Regions from separate parts of the Homo sapiens genome. Here region 2 is linked to region 1. A link is an interaction called in ENCODE POLR2A ChIA-PET data of the cell type or tissue named here. Cell type or tissue: K562. All regions are shown on one strand. Links, peaks and the distances in the headings refer to the core of each region. The heading gives the core; the rest is flanking DNA.

What was found. ChIA-PET counts read pairs that join two places held together with the same protein. Peaks named below come from ENCODE experiments on the same cell type or tissue, not always from the same donor. Only the 100,000 strongest peaks of a DNase experiment are listed, where the experiment ranks them.
Region 2: POLR2A ChIA-PET joins it to region 1 with 7 read pairs; 4 of 35 experiments call an interaction of 5 or more read pairs at or near these places.

The regions. Positions count from the first base shown.
Region 1 is chr17:81,956,971-81,962,325 of GRCh38, reverse strand. It overlaps NOTUM (notum, palmitoleoyl-protein carboxylesterase), which reads left to right and starts at 1,139. Exons shown (of 11, transcript NM_178493.6): 1 at 1,139-1,739; 2 at 2,634-2,686; 3 at 2,760-2,855; 4 at 3,331-3,391; 5 at 3,933-3,991; 6 at 4,418-4,520; 7 at 5,252-5,355. The coding sequence starts at 1,417. RefSeq lists silencers at 1,793-1,936, 2,203-2,282, 2,313-2,652 and enhancers at 1,866-2,428, 2,429-2,991, 4,675-5,258, 5,259-5,355. In K562, for the core only: CTCF peaks have their summits at 951, 2,492 (motif pointing left) and 3,340; DNase peaks (open chromatin) are centred at 895, 1,785, 2,495, 3,295 and 1 weaker place; H3K4me3 peaks cover 2,812 bases.
Region 2 is chr17:82,074,813-82,080,167 of GRCh38, reverse strand. FASN (fatty acid synthase) reads left to right here. Exons shown (of 43, transcript NM_004104.5): 41 at 1-28; 42 at 560-811; 43 at 888-1,830. The coding sequence ends at 1,025. Among named protein-coding and RNA genes, the nearest start is that of DUS1L, 12 kb to the right of the region's middle. RefSeq lists a silencer at 569-769. In K562, for the core only: a CTCF peak has its summit at 2,236; a DNase peak (open chromatin) is centred at 2,877.

The DNA.
Region 1 (5,355 bases), core at 60-5,059:
CTCGGGAGTGGACAGGGGTGCTCTCCAAGGTGAAGCATGGGGCAGGTGCCCTTCGTGGCATGAAGGGCCGCAAGCAGAGGCCTAGCGGGCAGCCACTGGACCCTTGGCCTCCTCCCCCAGTGGCGGCTGGGGCAGGTTCTTGGGGGGTCCTCGGCATGGGGCCAGCAGCCAGGCTGGGGCGGGCGGAGATCCAGGACCTCACCTCTGGCCCCGCGATCTCCTTAAGTCGTAGCTGCTTCTCTGACCCCAGCGCCAGCAGGAGCGCCCCGGAACTGAGCGACTCCCCCGCGGCGCCTTGCTGGGGCGCGCGGTCCCTCCCGCAGGTCTCCGAGGGAGCCAGGACCTCGCGCCCCACCTGTCCGCTTCTCCAGGAGGCCCCGGCGCCACTGCTGCCGGGCCCTCGGCTGGAAGCCCTGTGTCCGCCGCCGCTTTGATCCCGGGGGGCCCTGCTGGATAAAAGTCCCTGGCGGCTCCGCGCCAGCGCCAGAGGGGGAGCGCAGCCGAGCCGGGCGCACCAGCGGGACGGCGCAGGGCCAGGGGCGCTGAGAGGACGGGGCCACTGGGCCGCCCGCGCTGGCCGCGGTGAGAGCGGGGCCCCAGGGCTGCGCGAGGTGGGGCGATGCGGGCCGGGGTCCGAATCCCCCACGGCCTGCTCTGGGCCTGGGCACTGGGGGATGAGAGGGACACTGGCGGCTCCAGGTGAGCGCGCCTGCCCCGCGCCCCCAGCCCGTCGGGCTCGGCCAGCTGCGCCGCGGGCGGAGTTCCCCGCCCCCCACCCCGGCAGGCGCGGAAAAGCCTCGCCCCTCCCCGTCGCCGCCGCCCCTTCCAGCTGCCCCGCGGGGGGGGGCGGCGGCGCCGGGCTGGCCGCGGTGAATGGAGCCGCCGGGGCCGCCCGGCCGCGCTGCCCCCCCACGGAGCCGGGCCGGGAGCGCCTCCGGCGGCCGCGGCGGGGTAGTCCAGGCCCCTCCGTCAGGCTTGCGGTTTGGGAAGAAAAGGCGATGCCTCCGCCAAGAAAAGAGCGAGCGCGGCCCCCTCCCCCCTCCGCCGAGCCCGGGCGGCGGCGGCGGCACATCTAACGCGCGGGCACCCGGGCCGCCGCGGCCCCCGCAAATAAGCCCAGCCTCGGCCCCCGCCGCTCATTGGCGCGGGCCGCAGCCAGCGCACCCAGACCCTGCGCTGCCCTCGGACGGCCGGGCGCGGAGCCCCAGCTGCGGAGGCCGACGGCACCCGGCCCCGAGCGCCTCGACGCCGAGCCGCGCGCGCCTTCTCCGCCAGGCCCGGCGGGCGGGAGCGGGGGCGAGGGAGCAGGAGCGGCCAGTGCCCCCGACACCCCCGGCCCGGCACCCCCGGCCCGGCATCCCCCGCCGCCGCCGCCGCCGCCTCAAGGCCGCCCGCTCCCCGCAGGTGGACGCGGCCATGGGCCGAGGGGTGCGCGTGCTGCTGCTGCTGAGCCTGCTGCACTGCGCCGGGGGCAGCGAGGGCAGGAAGACCTGGCGGCGCCGGGGTCAGCAGCCGCCTCCTCCCCCGCGGACCGAGGCGGCGCCGGCGGCCGGACAGCCCGTGGAGAGCTTCCCGCTGGACTTCACGGCCGTGGAGGGTAACATGGACAGCTTCATGGCGCAAGTCAAGAGCCTGGCGCAGTCCCTGTACCCCTGCTCCGCGCAGCAGCTCAACGAGGACCTGCGCCTGCACCTCCTACTCAACACCTCGGTGACCTGCAACGACGGCAGCCCCGCCGGGTAAGGCCCGCGCCCTGCACCTCCCCGCCCCGCCCGACGCGCCCGGTCTCCGGCTGGACCTTCCCTGCGGGCCGCGGCCGTTCTCTCCCCGGGGAGAAAGGGCTTCCGTCGGGCGCCCCGCGGTCCTGGCCCCGAGGAGTGCCCGGTTCGGTGACTCTCCGCGTGGGGAGCGGAGCGGCGCTGGAAGGGCTGGTCCCCGGCCAGCTCGGGCACTGACCCCTCGGCCTCTGGGCCCAGCCGCTCTGCTGGCGTCCTTCGGTCCCGGGGCGGGGAGATGGCAGCCCGAGAGCGCGCCTGGCTCCAGCGGGAACCGGCGACACCGGGGGGCGGGGAGAGGCCCGCTGCCCACCTCCTTGCAGCCCCGAAGTAGATAAAAGACGTGAGGTCGGGGGTCGGGGAGCGGCGGGGCCGCCCACGCGCTCAACAGGCCGAGGACAGCCGGGGACAGCGGGAGACTTGGGCGTGGGGTCGGGGCTCGGCAGGAAGGCTCCCCCGCCGGGTCGGTGCCGCCCGCGCCTCCCGCGCTCCCCGCGGCGTCCCGTTCCCCCGCCAAGCGCGCTCCTTCAGTGCGGACGCGTTTCACGCTTCAAGCGCCGCCGCGCGCCCCGGGAGGACCGCCGCCCGCGCCGAGGTGACAGCGGGACCCGCGCCGGGCGGAACGTGGGGATTTTCCACGGACCACAGCCCCGCGCGGCCCGTTCCCCGCCCCGCGAGCGCCACCTCCCGGGACCGCCGCCGTCCCTGAGCTCCCCGTGGGCCTGGCCGAGGGCGCCCCCGTGCGACCGTCGCGCGCGGCCGGAACAGGTGGCGCGTTCCCTCCGCCGGAGCTGGGCGCGCGGGGCGCGGCGGGTCGGCAGCCCTGGCCGACCCCCCGCGGTGCGTCCTCCCCCGCAGCTACTACCTGAAGGAGTCCAGGGGCAGCCGGCGGTGGCTCCTCTTCCTGGAAGGTGCGTCCAGGGCTGAGGCGGGGGGAGGCCGGGGGTCTGTGCGCGCGGGCCTGAGCGGCGGTCGTGTCCGCAGGCGGCTGGTACTGCTTCAACCGCGAGAACTGCGACTCCAGATACGACACCATGCGGCGCCTCATGAGCTCCCGGGACTGGCCGCGCACTCGCACAGGTCAGCGGCGGGCCCTGGGGAAGGCGTCTCGACGTGAGGCCCGGGAGGAAGCCGCGCCCGCCTCCTGGAGCCCCAGCCAGGCCCCCACCCCGCACATCATGCCCAGCCTGGCGCCCGGGTTTACTAAGAGCAAGGGGCGCCCTTCACTCTTGCCTTTTGGGGCCCATTCCACATTAGCATTCAGGCGCTTACCCAGCGGCTCTGGCCCTCCCCAGGGTCAAAGCAGGGCAAGGGGTTGAAGTCAAGGTCAGACCTGGTGTCCAGCCTAGCCGGGCACCGTGGCCATGGTGGCTTCCCGGGGGTAACTAAACCCAACTGTCCTCCACTTTCCCGGCAACCTTGGTTCGGGCTAGCAACACCAGCACACCTCCCTTCCTGGGGCCAAGTAGGAGCCCCAACACCTCACCAGGGTTCCCAGACCCGACCCTACACAGCCTCCTCCCGCTAGAAAGACCCACCGCCTCTGTGTCCCCAGGCACAGGGATCCTGTCCTCACAGCCGGAGGAGAACCCCTACTGGTGGAACGCAAACATGGTGTAAGGGGGCACAGGGTCTTGCCTGGGAGTCCTGCCTGGAGGGTGGTTCTTCCCGGGGGGTCCTTCCTTGGGAAGTCATATTCTGAAATGGTCTTTCCTGGGGGTCCTGTTCTGGATGGTTCTTTTGGGGAGGTCCTGTCCTAGAGGGGTTCTGGAGGTGTTTCTTTCGTGGTGGGGAGGAGGTCCTGTCCTGGGATGGTCCTTCCTGGTGGGGAGGGGTCTATCCTGAGATGGTCCTTCCTGGCAGGGTCCTCTCCTGGGATGGTCCTTCCAGGGGGATCCTGTCCTGGGATGGTCCTTCTTTCCTGGGGGGTCCTGTCCTGAGTTGGTCTTTCCTGGAAAGGGTCCTGTCCTGGGTTGGTTCTTCCTGAGGAGTATTACGCTGGAGGTCTTTCTTGAGGGGAAGTTCTATCCTGGGATGGTCCTTCCAGGGGAATCCTGTCCTGGGATGGTCTTTTCTGAGGGTCCTGTTCTGGGGGTCCTTTCTGGAGGCTGCCGGGCGGCAGGCGCTGTGACAGGCTCACTCTGTTCTGTGTTGCAGCTTCATCCCCTACTGCTCCAGTGATGTTTGGAGCGGGGCTTCATCCAAGTCTGAGAAGAGTGAGTCTCGGCCTTCCCAGGGCATGGCAGGGCAGGGACGGGGCCGGATGGCAGGGCAGGGAGGAGGCAGGACGGCAGGGCAGGGATGAGGCGGGACGGCAGGGGTTCTGGGGAAAAGCTGACTCTCAGCCTTGTCGTGCTTTCAAAGCCCTTGACAGTATGTCCCAGGGTGCCTGCCCCATGCTCCCACTGCCTGCTTGTCCACAACTGTAGGAGGTCCTTATTTCTGAATATTCCCTGGGGAGGAGGCCCCAGCATGGCCTGGTGCACCCGCCTTCCTCCAGTCCACCCAAGCCCCTGACCCCTTCTCAGAAGATTCCTCCCAGTCCCCCAGTGGGGCAAGAACTTCTCTGCCAGCCATTCTGGGGTAGGAGGTGGTTCTCTCTGTCCAGGCCCCTACCTGAGGCCACCCCCTCCCTCTTGCAGACGAGTACGCCTTCATGGGCGCCCTCATCATCCAGGAGGTGGTGCGGGAGCTTCTGGGCAGAGGGCTGAGCGGGGCCAAGGTGCTGCTGCTGGCCGGGAGCAGGTGGGCAGGGCGGGGCAGGGCTGGAGGTGAGGGGTGAGGACGGTGTGCAGGGTGCATGGAAGGGGTGTGGGGTGGGGTTGTATGAGAGGCGAGGATGGAGTGGAGCCTGTGCAGATCTTGGCAGGTGGCTAGGAGGGTGAGAGGCTGGAGCTGGGAGAACCCGCATCATTGGAGACGTCTCTGAGGCCTGGCTTCAGAGTGCTGGGTAACCAGACACTGTCCAGAGGATGCTTCTGGACGCCATGGTTGTTGGATATAGGGGAAGGTTTGGGCTGCAGGGACCTAAGTCGTTGGTTAGGGGTTGGCCATGGACTAATGCTCCTTCTCCAGGGCCCGGTAGATGAGGATCACCCCTGTGGGTTCCTGTATCCCAGCAGGCATACAGGAGACCAGGAGACAAATGGGGAATAGATGATGGGGCCTGAGGCCACATAGTTTATCTTCATTTTCAGATAAGGAACCTGAGGTAAAGAGACAGAGAGAGGAAGGGGAGGAGGAAGGGGAGAGCCTGGCTGTGTCAGGGAAATGTGGCCTGCCAGCCTGAGCCCTGGCCTGCTCTGGAGGGGACGGCCATGGGTCTTGCACGTGAACAGAGAATGCAGAATGCATCCGCAGTTCAGAACGCATCAGGACTCCTGCCCCCCTCGGGGCACGGGCTGACGCTGAGCAGACTCGGGGGAGGTGAGTGCCTCTTCCCAGCCACCTGGCCTCACGTCTGGCCCTCCTTGCAGCGCGGGGGGCACCGGGGTGCTCCTGAATGTGGACCGTGTGGCTGAGCAGCTGGAGAAGCTGGGCTACCCAGCCATCCAGGTGCGAGGCCTGGCTGACTCCGGCT
Region 2 (5,355 bases), core at 197-5,196, 120 kb before region 1:
GCAGTTCACGGACATGGAGCACAACAGGGTGGGTCCTGGACACCCCTGAGGCCGCAGGACCCAGAGTACTGGGCAGGAACGGAAGGGGGAAGGGAAGGATGGGATGGGACGCGAAGAGCGTTAAAGGCCCCCCAACTTCACCCCTTTAATAGCCGATCCCGGCCGGATGCGGTTGCTCATGCCTGTAATCCCGGCACTTTGGGAGGCTAAGGCGGGCAGATTACCTGAGGTCGGGAGTTCGAGACCAGCCTGACCAACGTGGAGAAACCCCTTCTCTACTAAAAATACAAAAATTAGCCAGGCATGGTGGCACTCACCTATAGTCCCACCTACTCGGGAGGAGAATCGCTTGAACCGGGTAGGTGGAGGTTGCGGAGGGAGGAGAATCGCTTGAACCGGGTAGGTGGAGGTTGCGGTGAGCTGAGATCGCCCCACTCCATCTAGCCTGGGTAACAAAAATGAAACTCGTCTCAAAAAAAAAAAGCCCACCCGCAGTGTAGCACAGGGCAGGCCGGTGCTGTGGGTGCTGCCAGCACCTGCTCAGAGCCCGACCCCACAGGTGCTGGAGGCGCTGCTGCCGCTGAAGGGCCTAGAGGAGCGTGTGGCAGCCGCCGTGGACCTGATCATCAAGAGCCACCAGGGCCTGGACCGCCAGGAGCTGAGCTTTGCGGCCCGGTCCTTCTACTACAAGCTGCGTGCCGCTGAGCAGTACACACCCAAGGCCAAGTACCATGGCAACGTGATGCTACTGCGCGCCAAGACGGGTGGCGCCTACGGCGAGGACCTGGGCGCGGACTACAACCTCTCCCAGGTGCGCAAGGGGCCTGACGGGAACGGGGACAGGGACAGGAGTGGGGTGGGACGGCAGCTGATCGCATCCCCTGCAGGTATGCGACGGGAAAGTATCCGTCCACGTCATCGAGGGTGACCACCGCACGCTGCTGGAGGGCAGCGGCCTGGAGTCCATCATCAGCATCATCCACAGCTCCCTGGCTGAGCCACGCGTGAGCGTGCGGGAGGGCTAGGCCCGTGCCCCCGCCTGCCACCGGAGGTCACTCCACCATCCCCACCCCACCCCACCCCACCCCCGCCATGCAACGGGATTGAAGGGTCCTGCCGGTGGGACCCTGTCCGGCCCAGTGCCACTGCCCCCCGAGGCTGCTAGATGTAGGTGTTAGGCATGTCCCACCCACCCGCCGCCTCCCACGGCACCTCGGGGACACCAGAGCTGCCGACTTGGAGACTCCTGGTCTGTGAAGAGCCGGTGGTGCCCGTGCCCGCAGGAACTGGGCTGGGCCTCGTGCGCCCGTGGGGTCTGCGCTTGGTCTTTCTGTGCTTGGATTTGCATATTTATTGCATTGCTGGTAGAGACCCCCAGGCCTGTCCACCCTGCCAAGACTCCTCAGGCAGCGTGTGGGTCCCGCACTCTGCCCCCATTTCCCCGATGTCCCCTGCGGGCGCGGGCAGCCACCCAAGCCTGCTGGCTGCGGCCCCCTCTCGGCCAGGCATTGGCTCAGCCCGCTGAGTGGGGGGTCGTGGGCCAGTCCCCGAGGAGCTGGGCCCCTGCACAGGCACACAGGGCCCGGCCACACCCAGCGGCCCCCCGCACAGCCACCCGTGGGGTGCTGCCCTTATGCCCGGCGCCGGGCACCAACTCCATGTTTGGTGTTTGTCTGTGTTTGTTTTTCAAGAAATGATTCAAATTGCTGCTTGGATTTTGAAATTTACTGTAACTGTCAGTGTACACGTCTGGACCCCGTTTCATTTTTACACCAATTTGGTAAAAATGCTGCTCTCAGCCTCCCACAATTAAACCGCATGTGATCTCCACCACCGTCCTTTCTTCCCTCCTCCCTGACCTGGCAGCTGCAAGCTCTCCAGCTCCACCCCACCCAGTCACGGGGCCGTGAAGGGGATGCCCTCTGTCCTCTGGTCCCCAGTTCCCACACACCCCTAGGCCATGTCCCAGAGCCGGGGCTGGGCCGGGGAGTGAGGAAGGAGCCCGCGTGGCAGCCCCGGGCTTCCCGGGAAAGCGCTGGGACTGGCGGGGGGGGGGGTACCGAGGCTCTGGCCAAGAAACACCACCAGTGAGAAACGTGTAGGAGGTACAGACACTGGGAAGTTGGCTTCAGCTGAGGAGAGGCCCCTCGTGGAGAATAGTATTTGCTTGAAGTCAGTGGATTGCAGGCATTCGCCCTGCCAAAGATGCCGTCACAGCCTCACCAAGACGGTGTCAATAGCGCCACTGGCTGGCCAGGTTGACCCAGAAGACTTGGGTTTAGGCAAAGGAGTGGAGGCTGGGAGGGAGCAAGGGACAGGGAGCCCTGGGCACCTGGACCCCCGGCATCGAGGGGTGGGGTGGACACAGCCTCCAGGACCCATAAGGGCAGCACCCCACGGGTGGCTGTGCGGGGGGCCGCTGGGTGGACATGAGCTTGGGGTAGAGGCATGGGCAGGAGCGAGAGCCAGGATTGGATTTCGGGAATGGGCAAAGCAGGCCAGCCCGGGGTTCCGGAAGGCACAGCATGCCCACAGAAGAGGCCCTTTCAGTGTGAGTGCCAAGGCACAGAGGTGGGTGGGGGGCTGGGAGAGCCCCTGCTGGAGAGGCAGGGGAGGGGTGGGCGCAGGGGCCATCTCCCAGGGCAGGGTAGTGGGCCAGGACTACAGTGAACACCACGGGCCCTGCTGGGGGGGTGGGCCTGGTGCAGCGGCTGCAGGTGGGCAGTGTCCAGGCGTGAGTGTGGACAGCAGGCGGGCATCGGAGCGAGGCTCAGCCACACCCCTCCTGCGGTCCCCCAACACTAGGCAGCTGCTCCCTTCAGCCGTGGTCCCCTCTGGCCTCTCTCCACCCCTCCTCCGGCCACTCCCACCCCAGCCGTGCACACAGGCTCAGGGCCACCAGGGAGGACAGAGGCTCACAGGCCTATCTGGGGGTGGCCTCAGAACTAAACTGCTTTAGCTCCACAGCCTCAGGCCCTGCAGGGCAAGGCGGGTAGTGCCCAGCACATGGGCTCTTGTCACCCCTCCTGCTTCTCCCGGCTCTCCGGTACCGGAATGTGGTGTCCAGGGGTCTCTGAAGTTCCTGGCTCAGCTGCTGCCAGGGGAGGAGGCGCTCTGATGGGCCTGAGGTGCATCCAAGTTGCAAATGAGCTTCAGGGAGACCTAAGAGAAACCACGTATCTTTGTTATGAAGATACAGTTACCTTAAGTCACACAATTATCTTCACTTCAGTTATTTTTTCTTTCGAATTAAAATGAAAATTAATGTAACGAATTGGAGTTCTGATCCAGAGAGTAGCGAGGCCTGGATTCACCCTCCCACCGGAAACAGCTGAAAATCCAGGCAAAGGACAGGAGGTGCTGGCTGTGGGGATACCAGGCCTCCGCCAAAGAAGGACGGTGACCCCTGGGTGGGAACAAGGTGCCAGGAGCCCTAGGGTAACCTCAGCCTTCTGCCTGGCAGCTTCCAGGCCGGGCACAGTGAGAGGTGGAGTCCAGCAGACCCCCCGAGTTGAGGAAGTGGAGCTGAGAGTCCGGGGGGAAAATGAGGCTGAGGATTGCAGGACAGAGCACCCGGGGGGAGCTGGCAGACAGTGGCGGGGTGCAGGGGCTGTCCCGGGACCGCCAGGCAGGAGGCTACGGGGGCTCTCCTGTGAGCACCAGGCCAAGCACCTTCAATGCGTGCGAGCAGGAAACCAGCAGGAGGATTAGACGGAACAGTGCCAGATACTGCACAGGTCTGGAAACCAGTGCCTGTTCCTACCAACCAGACTAGAAAACCTCAGAATTCGTGAGACATTGAATACTCAGATGGGTGTGTCTCAAGGCCCAAGATCTATTAGCTGGTTACTAGTTAGCGCTGGTACACCTAAAACAAAACAAAAATCTTACAAACAAGACCCCAAAGCATAAATTTTTTTTTTCTTTTGAGACGGAATCTTGCTCTGTCTCCCAGGCTGGAGTTCGGTGGCGCAATCTCAGCTCACTGTAACCTCCACCTCCCAGGTTCAAGCCATTCTCCTGCCTCAGCCTCCCGAGTAGCTACGATTATAGGCACGCGTCACCACGCCCGGCTAATTTTCGCATTTTTAGTAGAGATGGGGTTTCACCATGTTGGCCAGGCTGGTCTCAAACTCCTGACCTCAGGTGATCTGCCCACCTTGGTCTCCCAAAGTGCTGGGATTAAAGGTGTGAGCCACTGTGCCTGGCCTCAAATTGTTTCCAAGTAAACTTACTCCATCCCAGAACAAAGCCCAAAAATATTTAGGTAAAATTCACAATCCCTGGGGCAACTAGTGAAAAATTAGCAGCCAAAGAAGCAGGAAAACAAGACCCACAGGGAGAGAAAATCAATCAAAACCGACCCTGGCCGGACACTGATGTTGGAATCAGCAGCCAAAGACATTAAAGTACTTATTATAGGCCGGGCGCGGTGGCTCACGCCTGTAATGCCAGCACTTCGGCAGGCCGAGGCGGGCGGATCACGAGGTCAGGAGATCGAGACCATCCTGGCTAACACAGTGAAACCCGGTCTCTACTAAAAATACAAAAAATTAGCCGGGCGTGGTGGCCGGTGCCTGTAGACCCAGCTGCTCGGGAGGCTGAGGCAGGAGAATGGCGTGAACCCGGGAGGTGGAGCTTGCAGTGAGCCAAGATCGCACCACTGCACTCCAGCCTGGGCGACAGAGCGAGACTCCGTCTCAAAAAAAAAAAAAAAGAGAGACCAGGTGTCTGAAACCAGCCTGGGCAAAACGGCAAGACCTCATCTCTACAAAAAGTAATGGGCCGGGGGTGGTGGTTCATGCCTGTAATCCCAGCACTTTGGGAGGCCGAGGTGGGTGGATCACCTGAGGTCAGGAGTCCAAGACCAGCCTGGCGAACATGGTGAAACCCCGTCTCTACAAAATACAAAAATTAGTCGGGCATGGTGGCGGGTACCTATAATCCCAGCTACTCAAGAGGCTGAGGTGGGAGAATTGCTTGAACCTGTAAGGCGAAGGTTGCAGTGAGCCGAGATCACACCATTGCACTCCAGCCTGGGCGACAAAGGGAGACTCCATCTCAAAAAAAAAAAGAATTAAGAAATAAAATATAAAAATAACAAACAAAAAATAAGGAGAGGCCAGCACGGTGGCTCACGCCTGTTATCCCAGCACTTTGGGAGGCTGAGGTGGGTGGATCATGAGGTCAGGAGTTCCAGACCAGCCTGACCAACATGGTGAAATCCCATCTCTATTAAAAATACAAAAATTAGCCAGGCGTGGTGGCGGGCACCTGTAATCCCAGCCACTCAGGAGGCTGAGGCAGGAGAATCACTTGAACCCAAGAGGTGGAGCTTCCAGTGAGCCGAGATTG